2 separate regions of the Homo sapiens genome follow, and region 1 is linked to region 2. The links are chromatin loops, found by intact Hi-C in ENCODE. Cell type or tissue: dorsolateral prefrontal cortex. All regions are shown on one strand. Links, peaks and the distances in the headings refer to the core of each region. The heading gives the core; the rest is flanking DNA.

Region 1 (7,725 bases), core at 1,623-5,622, 63 kb after region 2:
GCTGGTCATGTTCTGTTTCTTGATCTGGGTGTGGGTTGTGTGGTTTGCTTGCGAAAATTCATCACATATAAAAACTAATCATATGAAAAAGTTCACTTTCAAAAAGTGGCTTTGGAGTCTGGGAAAAGAAGACTTGGTTCTGGGAGTGTCTATTCTTTCCATTGCACTATGCCAGATGTTTATGGGTTACTGCCTTTAATGCTCACAACAGCCCTATGAGGTGGGTCCAATAATTATGTCCATTCTGCAGATGTGGGCATCAAGTCATGGAGAGGTTTGATCTGTTGCCCGACCACACAGCCAGTTAGCAATAGAACAAGGATTCAAACTCAAGTCTTCTAACTAGAAAGTCTCTGTTCTTTCCAATGCAGTGTAGGGGTAGAGGTTTGCCTCCCTAAACACCTTAGGTAGTTACAGGAAAATCCTAGTTTGCTCAGGGCCCTGAGAGGGGTCTGTATTTATCTGAGATGATTGTTAGAGGGTGAAGGCTTGGATAGTGACAGCTGGGGCTGGAGGACCATGATGGGCAAGGTTAAGGTTTCACATCCTAGAGTGGTGACAGTGACCAGAGCTTGAAGAGGAACTGATGTGTGTGGGGAGGGACCCAGGGAGGAATGGTGAGCTGGCTCAGGACACAGTACAGGGTGAGTCCAGTTGGGGCATGCCAAGGGTCTCATGTTGAGAAGACTCAGTGTGGTGGTTTTGATCTGAAATGGAAGGAATCCTTGGAACCCTGTGTCTTCAAAAACCGAAGACGTGGAGGGATGTTTTTGGCCCTCTTGGACCTACAACTGGGAGCAAGAAATGTGGGCAAGGAAGGTGTATACTTTACAAAGATGGCTATAAATATAGCTGCCTTCTCACATGGTCTTCTGCAATGTGACCTGCCACTCATCCATCAAGTCTGTCTTCACTCCTTTGAATCTGGTGAGGCCCTGTGACTCTTTTGACCAATGGAGTATGATGGAAATGAATCTATACTTGTTCCTGGTGTAGCCCTTAATTGGCCTGGTGGCTTCCTCTTCCTGCCTCTCGAAACTCTTGATTTTGGGACAGGGACACATCCTCTCAGAATCCACCACCATGCTGTGAGAAGCCCAAGCCACATGAAGGTGCTCCAGTTTTCAGCCCCAGCTGAGCTACCGGTCAACAGCCAGAATCATCCACCAGCCACGTGCATGCACCGTCTTGGACACCCAGCCCAGTCCAGCCTGCAGATGACTGCAGCTGCAGCTGCCTGAGAGACCCCAAGTAAGAACCATCCAGCTGAGTCCACTAAATTCACAGAACCCAAGAGATAATAAGAATTGTTTTAAGTCATTAAGTCTTCGGATGGTTTATTACACAAGAAGAGATAATGAAAGCCAAGGGCCTCAAAAGATTGGAGCTCTGGAGTGCTGAGAGTGCCAACCGGGGGTATAAGAGGGAAGAAATCAAAGGAGGCTTCAAGTGGAGTCAGGCTTACATTAATAAGAATGCCAGCAATGTCATGAGCCTGGAGACCTGAGTTGCAGACTTGGCCCTGCCCATTACTAGCCCCCAAATCTCCAGCAAGTCACCACTTTCCTGTGCCTTGGTTTTCTCATCTGTAAAATGGAGCCGATTCATTCAACAGAGTATTGTATATGGGTCCTAATTGGGGCAGGCAATACAAAGATCAGTGCTGATCAGCCCCTGAGATCTTGTGCACATTCTAAGACAAAACTAGGCACTGTGAGAAAGTTTGCATAGAAACGCACGTAAGTGTTAATTACATGCAAATCCTTTAGACCAGTGCCTAGCACATTCTAAGTGCTCAACATATGTCTGCCGTCATTATTATGCTATGCCTGCAATTTATTTCTCTGAATAGCACTTATGCCCTGATTGCAGCTTTAAAGGCTAACTGGGTACAACTACTTTGGAAAACTCTTTGGCAATAAAGTTAAACATATACCTACCTTATGACCTAGCGATTCCACTCCTGGGTGTGTATACCCAACAAGAATAGGCCCTTGTATCCACCAAAAGACATATAATAAAGAACAACGCTCATAACCACTTCATTCATAACAGCCCCAAGTTGGAGGCAATCCAGATGTCCATCAAAAGTCAAGTGGATACATAAATTGCCGTATAATTCTACAATGGAATACCACTCGGTAATTAAAAAGGATGAACTACTGTTTTATGCAATAGCATGGATGCAACTGACATTGAGTGAAAGAAGCCAAACACCGACGAGCGCAGGCTGCATCATTTCGTTTATAAAAATAGGCAAAACTGATTTATGGTGACGGAGATCAGAAGAGTTGGGAGATGTTGACTGATTGAGATACGCAGAAACCTTTTGGGCTGCTGGCAATGTTCCATATTTAACCTGGGTGATGATGATGCAGATATATACATATGCGCAAATGAATCAAGCAGTGCACTTAATATGTGCAGTTACACTTAATATGTAAGTATATACCTCAATAAAAAAGTAAATAAAAAGGGGGAAAAGCTCTCTGTGGGTGGGCTGCTCCCAGGTGGCCACTGTGGTGGGAGCTGGGCAGGAAAGGGAAAGGTTCTAGCTGGGGACTCTTTGAAAGAAAAATGACCTTTTTTCCCTTAAGATGTGGTAGTCCCTATTAAGTCAAGTGACCCTGGAAGCCACTGGGACACTCCCTCTCTGGGGCTGTCCTAGGCTGCTTGTGATACCCTAAGGCTGTGCTGGGGCCAGTGTGGGGCTCCCCCATGGACCCCCAAGTCCCTGAGGTGTGGGCCCTTCCTTCCACAGGCAGAACCTCAGCTCCCAAGTCTGAGAAGCCACGATTGAAAGGGCGGCCACGAAGGATCCTGTTAATGCTAAGCATTAGTGACTTCAAGAACCCAGAACGCAGCTAGGGAACAAAGCACCGGCGGGAATGGAGACGGAGCCGGGCTCAATGGAGATAAGCGAAAGTTGAGCATGGAGGCACAAGGGCCAGTTTGTTGTAGAAATCCTGACAATTGAGTACTGCACCGCAGGAAGCGGGACCCGCTCCTGGAGCCGGGGTCCTCGGGCCAGTGATGGCAGCAGGGCGGGCTTCCAGGAGGGGGAGTCGACGGGGGTACTGGCTGGAGAAAGGCTTCCCTCTGTCCCCTATTCCTGCCCCTATTTTCCTTAAAGCTCCGCTGGCCTCTGTCACTTCCCGCACACAGTCCTGGAAAGGGGGTTTCTCGGAGCCAACAACAGAGCATCCCCTCCACCCCCACCGAGGGGCTACCGCGCCCTTCGATACACAAGTGTAGCTCGGGGCCGGCAGAGCGAGGCGGATTGAGTATAATTAATTTAGAAACCAGGGTGGGTTTTATCACCATCTATGCTGGAGCAGGTTTCGCAGCTGCCTGAGGGCTTCCCTAAGAGAGCTCTCTGGCATCGGACCCCGGGGGTGCCCCCCCACCACAACAACGGTGGCCGTGCCCCAGGGTCGCCTGGGTCCCCTGCAGCGCAGCGAAGCCCCCAGGGAGCCGCCTCCTTCTGCCCTCCTGCCCGCGCGTTCTGTCCCTGGCATTTCTCCGGGGACGCGGGGGCGGCCCGGGGGCAGCCGCAGGCCTTGGCACGGCCGCAGGGTAATTGGAGCGCGCCGGGGACGGGATAGGGGAGGGAGAGGGGAGGAGGAAGGGATGCCCCTCAGGGCGCCGGTCCCCGCCACAGCCCGGGAGGGGGCGGCCGGGACTCGGAGAGCCATCCCGGGGTCCGCGCGGCCACGGAAGCTCCCTCCCCGGCTCCGCGCCGGAGCCCTGCCGCGCCCTCCCCGCGGCTCCGCCCGCTCATTAGCGGAGGCCGGGCCGGGCCGTTCGCCTCCTCCGGCCGCCAATTACCCGCCCTGCTGGCTCCGAGCGCGCCGCCGGGCCAGACAAAGGCGCGGGCGGGGGAGGGGAGAGGAAGGGAGGGAGCCCGGGGCGCCCGCGCCTGCAGAGCCGCGGCGGCGGCGAGATAAGGGCGGTTGGGACGCGCCGCGCTCCAGATGGAAATGAATCCAGCGAGCGGGGCCGGCGAGCGAGGCGCCGCGTCGGGCAGGGGCGCGGAGGTCGGACGCGGCTCGCCCCTTAGGACCTACGTTTTTAACGCGACGACACCATATGGGACCTCCTGTCCCTGGTCGCCCCCACCCCTGGGGGCCAGCCGCTCTGGCCCTGCGCTGCTGTGCGTTTGCAAAGTGCTGGAGCGAGGCGCGCCACGTGCCTTGTGCCTAACGCACCGCAGCTCCCTAAACCTCGCTGCAGAGCTGCGCTCAGCACAGTGCAGCTAACCAAAGCCTTCTGTGCTAAACCCCCAGGCCCAGACAGGTTCCGAGCCTTTCCCAAGCAAAGCCGAGCTGAGAACCTGGGTCTGGGGTGTAAACAGCGTCGCGCCTTGGTAGCCTAGCTTCCGGGCCTCTTTGATGATTAGGCAATTTTTTAAAAATTGGAAAATGAGGCACAGAGAGGTGAGATGATTTATTAACAGCTCCTCAGATTTGTGGCAGCATCTAGGGCATAGTTCGTGGTCTTCTAACATTTTAAATATCCTGACTTTTTCAGGAAAAGAAAAACACACCACAATCTTGCACTCTGATATTTTCAGGTTCTAAAGCCCCTTCGCAGAGTCCTTTCCACCAGAGTCTCTTTCTATGAGAGAGAAGACAGTGTCTGGGGGCCTCCTGACCAACCACAATTATTTTGAGGAGATTTAATTCTTTAGTTTGCATACTGAAAACCATAGGTACATATTTTTTCATTATCCAAACCTATGACTATTATGCTGAATTTGAGTGGGAATTAGCAGAATCACTTAGCCAGGGAGGACCCAGGTCTTTGGGGCTGAGTCTGTGAGGTGCCCATCCCTATCTTAAGCCTCTTTTCCTGGGCAGGGTCTGGGAGCATTCTAGGGTGTGAGGGAATTTCCTGTTATTCTTCCCTGACGTCTGTCACCTTGGCTCCAAGGAGCTTTAAGAGACAACTTCCCCTTCAATCCAGTGCAGGGGACAGGGGTTGCAGTGCAGAGACAGTCAGGGTAGGGGTCAGGGAGACTCGGGCCTCAGGGCACGCCTGTGGGATGAGATGTAGACTGCCCCAAATGAAGACAAATGTTCCTCAATAAAGCGCCATTCCCAAGGGCCCCCCCTTGCTGCCTGCTGTCAGCCGCAGTTTAGGGCCCCTGAGGTCAAGGGCTTCCTCCCAGCCCCCCAGGCTACTTAGCTCTGCACAGAGAATAGCCAGTGGGGGCCTTGGCCTCCTCTTTCTCACAAAGGCAGCCTCAAAGACCAGGCATTGGGCCAGAGAGAGAGAGAGAGAGAGAGAGAGAGAGAGAGAGAGAGCAAGCCTGAGAGGCTCAGGCTCAGTGCAAATCATTCTGTCCTCCCTGTGGGGATGATATCTCCATGAGCTAGCCCTACAGGACGCCATGCATCTGCAGTGGTAGTGGCAGAGAGTGTGTGTGCTTGAGAAGGGGCCCTCTTTCATGAGGACTCCTTTCTGGGGGCCTGGGAGAACCTGCCTTACAGAGCAGTCATGTGTACCTGGGGGTTCCCAGCCACCAGGAGACCCTGTCCTGGGTCATACTCAAGCTGGCCTGCTCAAGCCAGGCCGTAGCAGCTGTTAAAATATCAAAATCCGCTGTGCTCCTTGGTAAACAGCCTCAACTCCCCAAGTACCCCTCTCCCAGGCCCTGCCGCTCTGCCCCCACTGCCCCCTCCGCCTGCCCCTCCATCCAACAATGAAAAGGTTAACAGCAGGTACAGCAGGGGAGCTTCAGGACCCCCGTCTCAGTCTACTTCCCTCCTGATGGGTCAGTGGGGATGACAGGCTGTCCCTGGACCTGGTTTTTACCAAAAGTATTCAATGGCCAATTGGTGATCTATTGGTGAACTTGAGAGACCTCACCCTCAAATATTCCTTCCACGGAGGCTCCAAATATCTCTCCCATGATTCCATTGTTTGTGTATTAATCTTTGGCCTCCCTTATGGTCCTGTTTTCAATTGTTCTTTACATCTTAGTCTTTGTAAATCTTGTGCCTTGGGGATGAGGCAGCCAGGGAAGAGTGGGTGCCAAGAGGGAGGGGCGGTATACCCACCTGCCCTCACCGGCCTGCCCAGCTGGAAGACATGGATGCTGCCGTCTGACTGGGAGGGGCTTTGTGGAGGGGGGGAATGGGGAACTTCAGGTCTGAGGTTGGAGTGTCACAACGGTACAGAATAGGCCAACCTGGTCCTCAGCACCCTAGCCTAGGTGCTTTGGTGAATCTGAAGCAGCTTCCACACCCCTTTCCAGGGTTTGGTCATGGCCAGCTTTGGCTGTGTTGAGAGCAGCAGGTGGCTCTCGACACCTTCCCACATGCCTAGACTGCAAAAGGGAGGCAGAGGGACCCTCGACTCATCACTGCTGAAGGTTCCTGAGCTGGGGAACATGAAGCTGGCCCCATCCTCCTTCAGAGAATGTCCTGTTGGAGCAGGCAAAGCCACATGGTCAGTTCAGGCCCAGAATGTATACTTTCCTTCCTTCCTTCCTTCCTTCCTTCCTTCCTTCCTTCCTTCCTTCCTTCCTTCTTTCCTTCCTTCCCTTTTCCTTCCTCATTGCCTCCCTTCCTCCCTCCCTGCCTCCCTTCTTTCCTCTCTCCCTCCCTCCTTCCTTCTTTTTTTTCTTTGTTTCTTGACGAGGTTTGCTATGTTGCCCAGGCTGGATTCAAACTCCTGGGCTCAAGCGATCCTCCTGTCTCAGCCTCCCCAGTAGCTGGGATTATAGGCATAAGTCACCATGCCCGGCAAGAATACACCCTTTTCAGAAGTCAGCTCAGAATGCCCTCTGCCACTCTAGGGTTCTTAGAGGGCCTGGAGCATCTGATGGGTTAGGGGGCTTAGCTCCTAGAGCCTGTCCTGAATTGTTCCTAGGTTGAAACCCCCGCACCCCACACCCCCACTTCCTAGCTGTGTCCCCTTGGGTCAATTGCTGAACTTCTCAGAACCTGTTTTCTCATCCATATAATGAAGATAATAAAAGTACCAACTTCCTAATATTGTTGTGAGGATTAAATAAGGTAATGCATCTACATTTAAAACTGTGTTGAAACAAGGTAATTGCTCATTCAGTATCCCTTGTTACTTCTTTTCTTTCTTTGTTCCTGGCCCATAAGATGCAAATGCTACCTTTGTCACCAAGGTGGCTGCAGTCGTGCTGTATGTCCCCAGGTCAAGACGTGCAGCTGCTTCATTAATTGTTCCCTTAAGCTTTTTGCTTCTGTTCTTGGGAACTTGGGGAAAATCAGTGGAGCCAACCCAAGGGAGACCGGTGGGGAGAAGAAAGAGGTGGGGAGAAGAAAGACTTAAAACAGCTTTCTGAGGACCCATCTTGAAACATTCAGGTGAGAGGCACTGAATTCTAAGTACACCTCACATATGGGGCCATCCACGTTTCTTCTTGAGTATGTATCTCAAGAAAATAAATAGAATGATACTTTTGTGGTGCTTGTGGGGAAATTCTAGATGGATAACAGGACTGCCTTACATCAGGACTTATTTATTAGAAACGTTGCTTATCAGAAAGGTCCCTGGGAAGTTGAGTTAATTTGGAAATTGAAAATTTGGAAACTGGGTTAATTTATTTGGAGCCCCAAACAAACCAAAACAAGAAAGTGGCTCTTTCCATGTCACAGATTCATGCATTTTCTTTATTGAACATCTTGTTTTGGTGCTGTACAATTCCTTGTTTATTGCTTTAGCTTGATGGGAAGGCACTGAGTG
Region 2 (7,725 bases), core at 1,171-5,170:
CGAATTCTGGAGCGTCTGAGTCACCATGCCTGAGCCGGCGGCGTCTCCATGAAAGAGTTCAGAAGAATAAAGGAACAGGCTCTCCTATGGGCCTGCTGATAGCAATCTATCAGCATGACTACATTTTGGCCTCCTTTTTTTGCTGCCTCTAATCCAGCAAAGCAGGCTGTGGGTGTCTGATGGTGAACTGCCTAGCAGGGGAGGGAGTCCATCAGAGTTCCCTTCCCAAAGGCGATCGTGTGGGGAGTGTAAACCTCCCTCTGTCCTTCCCCCACAGTACTGTTGGTTTCTGCGCATGATGGAGTAGGGTGGGAGAAGGAGGCTTTTCTGGCTCGTTTGTCCGGGATCCTGAGACTACCCGGCCTCCACTGAGACGTGTGCAGGCCAGAGGGGCACCATCCACCTGCAAGACTACGGTGTCTGGAGGCGCTTGGCTGATTAGCCCTGCGGCTGGCCCCCAGTTTAATGAGCGTGGCGCCTGGTGTGCAGCTCAACCCCTGCTTGTTTAGACAGCCTTGCTGGCTGTGCCACGTGTCCCCTGCACCAGGCCGAGGAGGGGCAGCCCCCTGAGAAAGCCTGTTCCTTTATTCTTTCAGAACTGAGCCCCGGCTGCCCCGGCTTGGGTCAAAAGGCCTGCTGGGGCCTGGAGAGTCTTATTTCCTGAGGGGCTGAGGCCGGCCAAGGGGGCAACAGACAGTGGGGGACACTCGTGGATACAGGTGACAGGGCAGCAGGGGCTGCAGCCAATCTCTCCCTTCCCTGACCAGCCTCCCGGAGCTGAGTGCTGGCCGCATTGCTCTGGCCTCCCTGGGATTTCACATTTGATCGCTTTTCAGTGTGGCTGCAAAGGAAGGCTGCAGGAGCCATTTGGTGGGCACTGGCTGGGTCCGTTGTTAGCAGCATGGTGGGGGACAGAGTGGCTTTCCTAAGATGGAAAGCCTGTTGGTCCTGATTTCTGTACACTCTAAGGCCTTGGCCCTGTCTCCTCCTAGCACGGCACCCTAGGCCATCCTTGGTCCTACCTCTCCTGATGCTGCCCCTCCCCCAATATTTATGCTCCACCCGGCAGCCAGAGTGGACTTTATTTTTATTTATTTATTTATTTATTTTGAGATGGTGTCTCACTCGGTAGCGCAGGCTGGAGTGTAGTGGCATGATCTTGGGTCACTGTAACCTCTGCCTTCTGGGTTCAAGAGATTCTCCTGCCTCAGCCTTTTGAGTAGCTGGGATTACAGGCACCCACCACCACACCTGGCTAATTTTTTATATTTTTAGTAGAGATGGGGTTTCACCATGTTGGCCAGGCTGGTCTTGAACTCCTAACCTCAGGTGATCCACCTGCCTCGGCCTCCCAAAGTGCTGGGATTACAGGCATGAGCCACTGTGCCCAGCCTTAATTTTTATTTTGTAAACTTTTGATTTTGAAATAATTACAGACTTGAAAACTTGCAAAAGGAGTGCCAAGACTTCCTGAATCTACTTTCCTCAGATTCCCCCAATGTTAACATTTTTACCAATTTTTGTGTGCTTTCTCCACACACACACATTTCTGTTTTCCCTGAAGCTTTTGAGATTAAATTTTAGACATGATGCTCCTTGAACCCTGAAATATTTCAGGGTGCATTTCCTAAAAACAAAAACAACAAGGATGTTCTCTTAAATAACCACAGTACGGTTTATCAAAATTGGGAAATATACACAGATATTTACACAGATGTTACCTGATCCCCAGATCTTATTCAAATCCTGTCAGTTGCTCCACTAATGTCCTTCAAAACAAAAGAAAAGAAATATTTCTCTGGTTCAGGATCCAATTCAGAATTGCACACTGTAATCTGTTGTTGTGTGCCTGTTGTGTAATCTGTTGTTGTGTGTCCTATAATCCAGCATAGTCCCTTAGTCTATCCTTGTCTTTCATGACATGAACACTTCTGAAGAATAAGGGCTGGCGATTTCATAGACTGACCCTTAGTTGGGCTTTGTCTGATGTCTCTCGTGATCAGATTCAGATACTGCATGTTTCGCAGGAATGCCACTCAAGTGATGGGTGTCCTCCATGCATCGTATCAGGAGGCACGTGATGCCCATTTGTTCCATTACCGGTAATGTTAACATTGATCACTTGGCTAAGGTGGTGTTGGCCTGCTCTCTTCACTATGTTATTATTTTTCCCTTTAAAACTAATAGTATCTTATGGCTAGAGCAATTTTTTTTTTAAATGGCAATCTGATGACGTCACCTCCTTTCCTAACCCCAGCTGAAATCCTAACTCCTTATCTTGGTGTGCCCAGCCCTATGTGATCTGGCACCTGCTGAGCTCTGTGATGTCATCTCCTATCACATTCTTCACTCCCCCTCCTCCCACCCGGTTGGGGAACTCCAGGCACATTGGCCTTCCTGCTCTTTCTAGAACATACCTCTCTCATTCCAGCCTCAGGGCCTTTGTACTAGCTCTTCTCTTGGCCTTGAATGCTCTTCCTCCAATAATCACATGCTGGCTTCTTTGTGTCCTCCCAATCTCAGCTTACATTTCACCAGAGGGAGCTCCCCAGGCACTCCACCACAGCACCCTGGTTTGGTTCTTAGCATAGGACTTTCTACCAATTGACATTTGTACATTTATTTGTTCTTTGTCCATCTCCCGCAGAAGAAGAAAGCAGGGACCCCATGTACCTCGCTCAGTGCTGCGACTAGGTCCACAGTTGCGGAATGAATATTGATCAAAAATTTGCTGAATGAATGCAAGATGAAGGATTGCTCAGTAACGCGTTGCAAGCTGGGATCCTAACCCGGAAGTCTTGGAGTCCTGCCAGATTGTCTATGTTGGCTGCAGTGCAGCTCTGCTGGGCTTGTACTCAAACAGGGCAGATGGCAGCAGAGTAGCTAAGGGCTTCCTGCATGACTCTATTAAGGGGAGATGGAGGAAACAAGAAGTAATGATGAGATGGGGTAGGAAAGTGAAGGTGCCTTTGAGCCCTAAAGTACGGATCCTTCCCACGATATCTTCCTTCCTCCTTTCTTTCTTCCCTTCCTTCCTCCCTCCCTCCTTTCATCTCCCATCCTTCTGCCCTGTGTCACTGACCATGAAGTGAAGATGGCCTGGGGTCTTCTTTCTCCCCCAGTCCTTCTGTCTTTGTTTCTTTCAGGGAATGTGTTAGTCAGCTCTGGTTGCTATAACAAAAAATGGCAGACTGGGTGGCTTAAACAACAGTAATTTTTTTTTTTTTTTTTTTGAGACTGAGTCTTGCTCTGTCACCCAGGCTGGAGTGCAGTGGCGCAATCTCAGCTCACTTCAAGCTCCGCCTCCTGGGTTCACGCCATTCTCCTGCCCCAGCCTCCCCAGTAGCTGGGACTACAGGTGCCTGCCACCACGCCCGGCTAATTTTTTGTATTTTTAGTAGAGGCGGGGTTTCACTGTGTTAGCAAGGATGGTCTCAATCTCCTGACCTCATGATCCGCCCGCCTCTGCCTCCCAAAGTGCTGGGATTACAGGCGTGAGCCACCGTGCCTGGCACAACAGTAATTTATTGTCTCACAGTTCTGGAGGCTGGAAGTCCAAGATGAAGGTGCCAGCAGGGTTGGTTTCTGGTGAGGCCTCGTTCCTTGGCTTGCAGGTGGCCACCTTCTCTCTGTTTCCTCACATGGCCTTTCCTATGTGCAAGTACAAAGAAAGGGTAGGATAAGTTCTCTAGTGTCTCTTCCTCTTCATATAAGGATACCAGTCCTTTTGGATTAGGGCCTTACTCTCATGACCTCATTTCACCTCAATTACCTCCTTAAAGGCCCTGTCTCCAAATGCACTGGGAGTTCAGGCTTCAACGTATACATTTTTGGGGGACACACTTCAGTTCACAACAGGGAGAGAGCTTTGATTCTTGGCAGAAAACCACAGAGATTCTCCTAGCAGTTAGGTCCCCCAGGAGGTGTCTTCTCCCTCTCTTAATGCTACTGGACCTTAGGCTTCATTTTGAGAAATCCTCCTGGCCGGGCATGGTGGCTCATGCCTGTAATCCCAGCACTTTGGGATGCCGAGGCAGGTGGATCACTTGAGACCAGGAGCTCGGGACCAGCCTGGACAACATGGTGAAACCCTGTCTCTATTAAAAACACAAAAATTAGCTGGGTGTGGTGGGTGCACGCCTGTACTCCCAGCTACTCAGGAAGTTGAAGCGGGAGAATCACTTGAACCCGGGAGGCAGAGGTTGCAGTGAGCCAAGATCACGCCACTGCACTCCAGCCTGGGCGACAGAGTGAGACCTCGTCTCAACCAAAAAAGAAAAAAAAAAAAGAGAAATCCTCCTGGACATGTCAAGATCCACCTATGTAATGTCCACTTTCATGGAATGAAATTGGCTCCTCTCAGGTGGGCCCTACCGAGAGAATCTTTAGGTGGCAAGATAGCGAGTGAGTAGTGCTGCACATGGACCCTGGGGTGCTGGGATTCTGTTCTGAGGTTCATCTTCGTGTGTGTTTGTGTGTGTGTGTGTGTATGTGTGCGTGTGTGTGTTTGTGCATGTGTGTATACACCAACATGCACATGCTCTCTGGTTAGAATTGCTAGGCAGGGATGGGCAGCTGGCTCCCTCTGCCGTGACCTATCCCACTTTGGACACTTGATTCCGCCAACCTGTGCCCCCTTTAGCCCTCCCAGCCCAGGTGTGGCCCAAGATCCCTGCCTTTTTCTCAGGAACCCACAGAAATGAGGTTGGAACTTTCTAGAGGGCTTTGTGGTAGCTGGGGGACCTACATATGCTAGCATAAAGGATGTGGGCAGAGCAGGCAGCTGTTGCAATGATCTTTTGCTATATAACAAACCATTGCAAAACTTAGTGACTTAAAATAGTGACATTAATTTTGCTCACGAGTGTACACTTTGGGCAGGACTTAGCAGGGACGGGTCTTCTCTGCTCTACTTGGTGGCAGCTGGGGTGGTTGGAAGCTGCGGCCTGGATTATCTGAAGGCGTGCTCACTACCATGTCCGGTGGTTGATGCTGGCTGTCGGCTAGTATGTTAACTGGACTTGTGGATCAGAACACCTATATGTGGCCTCTCCAAGTGGTTGCTTGGCTTCCTCACACTATGGCAGATGGGTTCCAAGAGTAAGTGTCCCGAGAGAGAGCCAGGCGGAAGCCACTGCATCTCTTCTGACCTAGCCTTGGAAGTCACCCAGGATCACTTCCACCATATTTTATTCATTAGAAGCCAGTCACTAAGGCTGGCCTATGTTCAAGGAGAAGGGATTTAGACTCCAGCTCTTAATGGGAAAGAAAAATGTCAAAGAATTTGCAGCCACATTTCAAAATCTACCGCAGTGGCTCACTGCTTCCTTCCCATTCATGCAAGACTTGAGGCTTGGGACTCTTCCCTTTCCAAAGCCCTGTCTCCGTCTTTACAAGGTCACCGTCGTGTCACCTACCACCCAGTGGTGCCTTTATGGAAGCCAGAGCAGGAGAGAGAGCCATCCTTTCCTGGATCAAGGCCAGACCAAGAAGAGGCAGTCCTCTGGGCAGAGGAATGATTTGGTGCCCCTTCATACAGGCAAAACCAGATTTCCTATCAGAACAGCATTTGGCTGCAAGTGACAAAGAGATCTAAAAGAAGGCTGCAGTGTATTCCTCTCTTGCATAGCAGTCTGGAGGTGGCAGTCCATGGCTGACATGGCTATTCTGCTTATGAAGTCCATGGGGACCCAGGCTCCCTTTATTGTGCTGCTCTGCCATGCATGGCCTCGTCTCCAGGTCACCTTATGGTCAAAGACAACTACTGTAGCTGCAGTCAGTATATCCATGCTGTGGCCAGCAGAAAGGAGGAAAAGATCAAGAAGTAGAAGCAGAGGGTGCCCGCAGCTATTTTGTAAGGAAAGTTCCCAGGCCTATCACGTGATACTTCTGATTGTATTTCATTGGCCAGAACTTCTCCATATGGTCACTCCTAGCAGTGGGAGGCTGGGAAACGTAGTCTTTATTCTGGATGGCCATGTGTCCCGCTAAAATTGCTCATTCTCTCAGCATGGAGAAAAGAGAGAAAAGATGCTGTGGGTCAAGAAGCAGACTATGCCAAACTTATTAATTAAAAAATTTTATGTGTGGACAGATTTACTTACTAATTTACCTACCCTGGCTAGAGAAAAATTAATGGTCTAAAACAACAGCAAAACATCTTACCCTTTTTGTAGTTCTTTCCCTCACATCAGTTTTCTTTGGCAATTTCTCAAGGAGGACAACTGGGCGGGGTTATGTTGAAGAGTTTACAAATTATTTAATATAATGAATCCTTGTGTGTAGTAAATAAGAAAGCTACACCATGCTTTACTTATTTCAGAATTTTAGCTGATGGCAGCTATACGTGTGTATTACAAAACTACCCAAAGAGAGGGGTCAGTGCCAGCCACGGGTGTTTTTAAAATTTCCATATAAGGCTGCTGTTTACTTTGGTAGGAGCTTGTGGAAACTTGCGTCAACCAGCATGGGTATTTCTATTTATTCCAGTGGTATTTTGGACCCTCTAACAGGCTGGTGCCTTGGGCAGCTACCCAGCTGGCCTGCTCAGCTAGCTCTGTGTCTGAGGACACTCAATAGGACTTTATTATATATGTGTATATGAGACAGGGTCTCACTCTGTCACACGGCTGGAGTGCAGTGGCACGATCATGGCTCACTGCAGCCTCAAGTTCCTAGGCTCAAGTGATCCTCTTGCCTCACTTCCCCAGTAGCTAAGACCACAGGCATGCACCACCATGTTTGGCTAATTTTAAATAATTTTTTTTTTTTGTAGAGACGGGGATCTTGCTATGTTGCCCAGGATGGTCTTGAACTCCTGGCCTCCAGACGATCCTTCCACCTCAGCCTTCCAAGGTGCTGGGATTAAAGGCATGAGCCACCACGCCTGGCTGGGACTTTACAATTTAGAGAAGACCTGATCTCTACCTAAACGGTATGACTTTGGCTCCATGGTCCTTAATAGGTGAATTGTGCCTCCGTATACTATAATGACCTGGATATTTATACAAGAGACTGGATTAGTTTTCCAGGGGTGCTGTACCAAAGTACCACAGACTGGGTGGCTTGAACAACAGAAATGTATCGTCTTATACTTCTGGAGGCCAAAAGTCTAAGGAGGCCTAACGTCAAGGGGTCACCTGGGCCACGCTCCCTCAGAAGATTCGAGGGAAGGATCTGTTCCAGGACTCTCTCTTAGCTTCTGGTAGTTCCTTGGCTTGTGGCCATGTGACTCTAATGTCCACATGATATTCTCCCTGTGTGTGTCTGTCTGTGTCCAAGTTTCCCTTTTTTTTTAAAATAAGGACAACAATAATATCAGATTAGGGACCCACCCTACAGAATGACCTCATCTTAATTAATTACATTTGCAATGACCTTATTTCCAAATAAGGTCACATAATGAGATACTGCAGTTTAACAGTTTGGGGGAAACACAATTTGGGGGAAACACAATTCAACCCATATTAGAGACATCCACATAGAGGGAGATGTTATGTGTGTTGGAGTATGTGTGCGTATTGTCTTTTGTATGCTGTGGCCTGAAGCTTCCTGACTGGGGGGAGGTGGTTTCCACCAGTGATAGCAAGATGCTGATGGAGGCCGGGCATGGTGTCTCACGCCTGTAATCCCAGCACTTTGGGAGGTCGAGGTGGGCGGATCACCTGAGGTCGGGCGTTTGAGACCAGCCTGACCAACATGGAGAAACCCTGTCTCTACTAAAAA

Evidence for each region. Hi-C counts contacts between places; a loop is a spot of excess contacts. Peaks named below come from ENCODE experiments on the same cell type or tissue, not always from the same donor. Only the 100,000 strongest peaks of a DNase experiment are listed, where the experiment ranks them.
Region 1: it touches region 2 in a loop (1.9-fold over the local background); 1 of 110 quality-filtered maps calls a loop at or near these places.

What each region holds. Positions count from the first base shown.
Region 1 is chrX:39,685,086-39,692,810 of GRCh38, reverse strand. No RefSeq gene overlaps it. Among named protein-coding and RNA genes, the nearest start is that of MIR3937, 28 kb to the right of the region's middle. In dorsolateral prefrontal cortex, for the core only: no CTCF peak of the experiment used is centred there; DNase peaks (open chromatin) are centred at 2,916, 3,840, 4,213 and 5,187; H3K4me3 peaks cover 1,755 bases; H3K27ac peaks cover 2,317 bases; H3K27me3 peaks cover 4,000 bases.
Region 2 is chrX:39,748,093-39,755,817 of GRCh38, reverse strand. No RefSeq gene overlaps it. Among named protein-coding and RNA genes, the nearest start is that of MIR1587, 86 kb to the left of the region's middle. RefSeq lists enhancers at 178-1,127, 1,973-3,172. In dorsolateral prefrontal cortex, for the core only: no CTCF peak of the experiment used is centred there; a DNase peak (open chromatin) is centred at 2,806; H3K27me3 peaks cover 1,691 bases.